2 separate regions of the Homo sapiens genome follow, and region 2 is linked to region 1. A link is a contact called in ENCODE Hi-C data. All regions are on one chromosome and are shown on one strand. Each heading gives the region's core, a stretch centred on a gene start or an enhancer-like site at or near the end of the contact. The rest is flanking DNA. Distances are from core to core; before and after follow the strand shown. Region 1 holds the start of SMARCA5-AS1 (SMARCA5 antisense RNA 1). Region 2 holds the start of GYPA (glycophorin A (MNS blood group)).

What was found. A loop is a pair of places that touch in the nucleus more often than their neighbours do. Pooled maps may share reads with other maps.
Region 2: a map of K562 shows a loop between it and region 1 (3-fold over the local background). The contact joins the promoter of GYPA here to the promoter of SMARCA5-AS1 in region 1. A Hi-C loop is called at or near these places in 1 of 168 maps with a recorded cell type or tissue (K562) and 1 of 50 pooled maps.

Annotation. Positions count from the first base shown.
Region 1 is chr4:143,513,458-143,516,157 of GRCh38, forward strand. SMARCA5-AS1 (SMARCA5 antisense RNA 1) reads right to left here and starts at 1,380. Exons shown (of 2, transcript NR_104027.1): 1 at 988-1,380; 2 at 15-768. SMARCA5 (SNF2 related chromatin remodeling ATPase 5) reads left to right here and starts at 245. Exons shown (of 24, transcript NM_003601.4): 1 at 245-644. The coding sequence starts at 468. RefSeq lists enhancers at 1-335, 626-685, 746-865.
Region 2 is chr4:144,139,408-144,142,107 of GRCh38, forward strand. It overlaps GYPA (glycophorin A (MNS blood group)), which reads right to left and starts at 1,311. Exons shown (of 7, transcript NM_002099.8): 1 at 1,192-1,311. The coding sequence starts at 1,228. The region is part of intron 8 of LOC105377460 (a long non-coding RNA gene); the gene reads left to right.

The DNA.
Region 1 (2,700 bases), core at 130-2,629:
ATCTCGCGAGTGTTGAAAGTCGGTGGCGTAGGTCGTCGTCCTGGATGCTGGCGAGATAGATGTTATCTTCCAGAGGAAGAGGAGGAGGCGGCGAAGCGTTTTCCCAGCCTCAGTCTCTCTTTCGTTTTCCTTTTCCCTTCCCCCAACCCTCCGCCCTTCTCTAAATCAGCCGGCCTTCCTTGACCTCAGTGACCCGTCTGGCCCCGCCCACCCTCGTCGACGTGATTCCCGCCGTGAGGTAAGCGCCGGTGGAACCTAGAGCCCCGCGGAAGAGCAGAACGTTTGGGAGTGTGCAGCTCCTGGGCCCGGCTCAGGCCCGTCGCGGAGGCGCGGCGCAGGGGAGCGCTCGGGTGGGAGTCTCGCTCCTCCACCAGTTTATTGCGACGTAGCATCCAGGCCTAGGCCTCCCCGTCCATCCCCGCCGGACTCGGGCCTCTGGCAGCAGCGGGTGACGCAGACGGAACATCATGTCGTCCGCGGCCGAGCCTCCGCCACCCCCGCCTCCCGAGAGCGCGCCTTCCAAGCCCGCAGCCTCGATCGCCAGCGGCGGGAGCAACAGCAGCAACAAAGGCGGCCCCGAAGGCGTCGCGGCGCAGGCGGTTGCGTCTGCGGCCAGCGCTGGTCCCGCAGACGCCGAGATGGAGGTGAGGGCGACTTGCGGCATGGGGAGCGGGTGCAGCGGGGAGGAGGAGCTGGCTCCCTCGCCGGATCGTGGCGATCGGACGCAGAGCCGGGTTTCTCTCTCTGCACCAGACTCAGCTTCACACCCTGTGGATACGAAATGATGCTCTCACTCTTGCTCCCTTGTTCTTACCCTATTCGAGCTAAGCAAAATGGATTTCTGGCTCCTCACATTTAAATTATTTGTCTCTTTCGTGAATCCTGACAAATATTTGAACGCTCTCAGTGAACAGATGTTCTTGGTTACCGTGGCCCGGGGGACCCATCGTTTTTTTCCCACTAGACTCCCATAATTCCCTCTCCTACCTCTGAATGTGGTTTTTAGTTTCCACCAAACTTCGGGGAAGGGCGAGGAGATGACCCCTTAGGAGCGGGATGCACGGGCGGGGTGAAGGAGGCATTTAAAAGCAGCGCGTCCGAGGACTTGGGCCTCCTTTTCTTCTTCCCGGTCCTTGCAGGGGCGGTATCTGTTGTGGGCAGAAACAATGGCGAGAGCTGGATGGCCGAGTGCGCAGTGGGGATAAGCGGGGCGCAGCTGCTTCTGTGAAGGGAGAGAAGGCCCCTCCCAGGCACTATTCCACTGGAAGGGAAGCAACCAAGGCAGCAGCAGCTGTCTCGGATCCCCCGTCTAATTTAGGGGGGATGAATAAGTGTAGGAATGAATTAGAGAACCAGGCGCAGTTGGTTGGCTCTCAGTCCGGCACTTTTCTCTTTTTGGCCTCTGGCCTTAAGAAAAAAAAAAATTAGTACCACTCGCTGCCGAGACTTATGGGTTTGGGTTGGGCAGGGGATGCTGACAGTACTGAGGGGGCTGGAAAGATGGGGGAAGCTGCCAGGCGGGTAAATTGGATATGCTTCCAGGCTTTGCATCTGGGAACAAAGTAATTGCTCCTTCCAATTTTTATTTTCTTGGCCTTCGACCTGTTTTGAGATATTTTGTGAGTCGGAGCCCAAAGATTTCTGGGATTTTCCTATCCTTAGACAGAATGAAAGTAATACTGCTCCGAAGATGAGTCTTGATGCAGAATCATTATACAGTAAGAAAATGGTAGCGTAATTTACCATTGAGGCTTTTGGCACAGTAGTTATATTTGGGTAGCTGGGGTTAAGTAACATTAATGTTAGTAATCATTTAAAGAACTTTTAGTGGTGAGGGTAGGTTTAGTGACATAGGAACTCCTGATAGTTCCTGTAGTTTTGAGTGATTAAGATAAGATTACTTCCAAATTAAAATATATTCAGTGTTGCTTTTTTTTCCTTAAGGAAATGGTTCTTTTGGGTTACTAGGGCTCTTTAACTTGGATTTCTGTTCCAAGGCTTAAGGGGTTTGACACAAAGCAATTATGTGTAAATGTGCAGTTCTCTACAAAAATTGTTTATAGTTTTTCCTCAGCTTCTCAAAGGGGTCTGCCATCCAAACTTTGGAAAAATGAATGTTTCACCAGAGGTCTTATTAATATCTGAATGCAGAGTAATTTTAAGCCTAAAGCAAGTCAACATTTTTGACTTGAAGTTGCTATTTTAAATGAAAATTGATTTTAAGTTCAAACGTGAGTATAGATGTTATCACTACCGTATTAAATTAGTGATATTTTCATTTGCCAGATGGGGAAATTGAGTTCTACTAGGTAGAACCTGTAATAAAACTCGGATCTGCCTTTAAAAGTGAGCCGTTTCCCACCCATCTTGCTCTGCCATGTTCTTACCAAAAAAAACATATTTGGCGGTTCAATTTATTGAATAACATTGTTATTTTTACCTTCCTAGTATAGAAATATTAGGAATTTTATTTTTTTATCCATCTTATCACTGACACATTTTTTTTTTGGTTGACATTATAGTGTGATTTTTTTTTTTGTCTTTTAAAATGTCAGTTTCCTGTTTAACAAAATTCAGAATTACTGCAATTCATGATATAAACTAAGTTTGAGCACACATGCTTAATATATATGTCACAACTTAATCTGTTTTGCACTTGGAAAATGAATATTTTATAAATGACTTTTTCTTGTTTGGAAG
Region 2 (2,700 bases), core at 61-2,560, 630 kb after region 1:
ATGATAGTTAATTCTAATCACAGAAAATGCATAGTAATCTTAACATTTTACTTTGTTTCAGGCATCAGTAAGTGTATTCCATTAAATATTTTGTTTAATCTTTATGCAATTATTATGAGGTAAGTACCAACACTGCCTGCATTTTAAAGACGAGGACACATAAAAATGTGGGCACATAATTTGCCTTAATGTTCCCCAGCCTTGAGAAGTAAAAGTAGATTTGAACCCAGTTCTGTCTGTTCCTCATGCCTGTGCTCTTAACTATTGCACTATTTTATCCTCCCCTAGGGTATCTTAGAAAATGCTGATCTCTCCTCCCTGTGTGCTACAGAGTGCTCAGTAGCTCCTTGATACTTGCTCTCACTTGGGATACAGCAATGTCTAATAGACTCAGAATGTTTCAAGCAACTGCCTGCCCGCTGTGTGCTGGGCACTAGTATTGCTAACACATAAGCACTGCACTTGAGAGGATGTTTAACTATAATATTCTCAGAAAGAGGCCAAAATCATGTTAATTTAAGACACTAAATTAATAATTAAATTTAAACTAAGTTAAATTCAAATTATTGAATTAATACAATTTAATAATAACCCTATGATATTTCTTTATTTTAATGGATTTAAATTTCTCCTAAAATTCACAGGATACCTAAGCCAGTAAGAGTTGTTTTTGTTTTTTTTCTTCCTATGTGACACTTTAGTAATGGACCCACAGAGAAGCGAACAACTCCCCACGGTTTCAGTGTTCATGCTTTTGGCTTCTCGCCATTTGGCAGAAATAGGAAATTATACCTTTTGAAAACTAAAAGCCATATAGCTACCAACATCTTCGTTAATAACTCTTTAGTTTGGAAATGAATCTCCTTATAACTCAAACAAAGCAATACATTTATTCACAGAGAGGTATTTCTCATAGCATTTGATAAAATTATTTTAATTCTAGCTAGACTTAGAATTGAAGTAAGCTTCTCATACTAGAAAACTGGATTTGGCCATAAATACTGGGCTCCCTTGTGCCATTTCCCCCACATTGGTAGCTGAGTTCCAGTAAAATCCATCCACCAGACTGGAAGAGGAAATACTACTCATTTATTGATTTAAATAAGATAGAACTAAAATAGGGTAGTTCATATTTTATTCTATGATCTCATACCCAATATAACAGAACCAAGATGAAATAAAATCACTTACCTGACAATAGTAATACAAAGATTATTTTTCCATACATCCTGAGATCATGAGCTGGTTCCTGAAGTTAGTGCAAAAAAACTACCAAAGACAACTGCAAGTGTCAGTGTCTGACCTTAGCCTGCTAGCTGTTATCTTCCAGGCCCACCTTCCTGCGGCCATCATCAGCTGATAGGCAGGGGAGGCATTTTAAATGATGCAAGTTGTTAAGCGCCTGTTAATAAAGATACATGGATATCTTGGGGCTATGAAAGTGGTAAGTAAAATTTTCACTGCAAGGAACAGGTTGCTACTTGTGATATTAACTTTGCATCAGTTAAGTGGGCATGGTAAGGTGGTAGACAGGAGCCACCCAACTGGACAAAGAACTGGACTGTGAATCTCTGAGGCCAGGGCACGTGCCAGGCTGAGGTAGCTGTTGTGGAGCCATGGACCTTCTCATTTCTAATGTCAAGACCCAGTGGTCCAAATGAAAGTGACTTCCTATATGTGAAATGAATGTATTTGAGAAATTTAAATCATTTGAGTGTTCTGAGGTTCTGAAAGACTCCCAAACTCATGGTGAGCCACACAGCAATGTAAGAGACATGAGATGCAACAGATCTTTCAGTGAAAAGAGAGTTTGAACTGAAGAGCTAGTACTGCGCAGCTATGAAACCAGTGAGCTGTTTCTGTCTGAAATATACCTTGCTAAGTAAGCATAAATGAATACCAAGACAATAAATGCAAACAGTCAGAAACAAAACCCAACAAACCAAAAACCTTATGAGTAAAGTAGGTTAAAATGAAAGGTATGAAAATGCGAGGAAGCTCAATTTTAAAGGCAGACAGAACAAAAAATATAAATTAGGTCTGAAATGGTTCAACAGAAGGTGACTGGATACTCCATCTAAATCATCTTACTTCCTGTAAGATTTTTGTGAAAGTCTTTCCTGCCTGACCCAGAAAATCAATTTGCTATGTGAGCAATTTGCCACATATAACATACATACATATTTACCCAAAGTGTGGTTTAAAAAAATCATTTATGAAGCTAATGTTTGCAGCTTCAGGAAACTGGGCGACAGAGAAAAAAAATTATTTACTGGAGAAAGATGGAGATAAGTATCAGCAGAGCATCCCAGAGAGGGAGGAGCCTGAGAATGAGGGACTAGTGGATGGAGGCAGCGGAGATGCAGACTTGGGGAGGATGGAAGAATGAATGACACAGAGGGGGTAATCTGAGCAGCAGGACAAGAATCCAGAATGCCTCTTAAGGCCCTGCCAATTCATGTAAAACAACTGCAGCAAATTTTATTAAAAAGTTAAAATTAAACAATACATAATAAATTAATACCTTCTATAAATTCAGTGTTTGTTATGGCTGGATATCAGGTTGAGTTGCAGGAATTGTGCTCAAGAGTCAGCCAAGTAAAGGAAATGTTGTTGATATTCATATAAGCAGTAAGAATTATTTCACACAATTTTATATTGACAAAGGGAGAGCGATTAGCATGAGTCTTAAAAATGCTA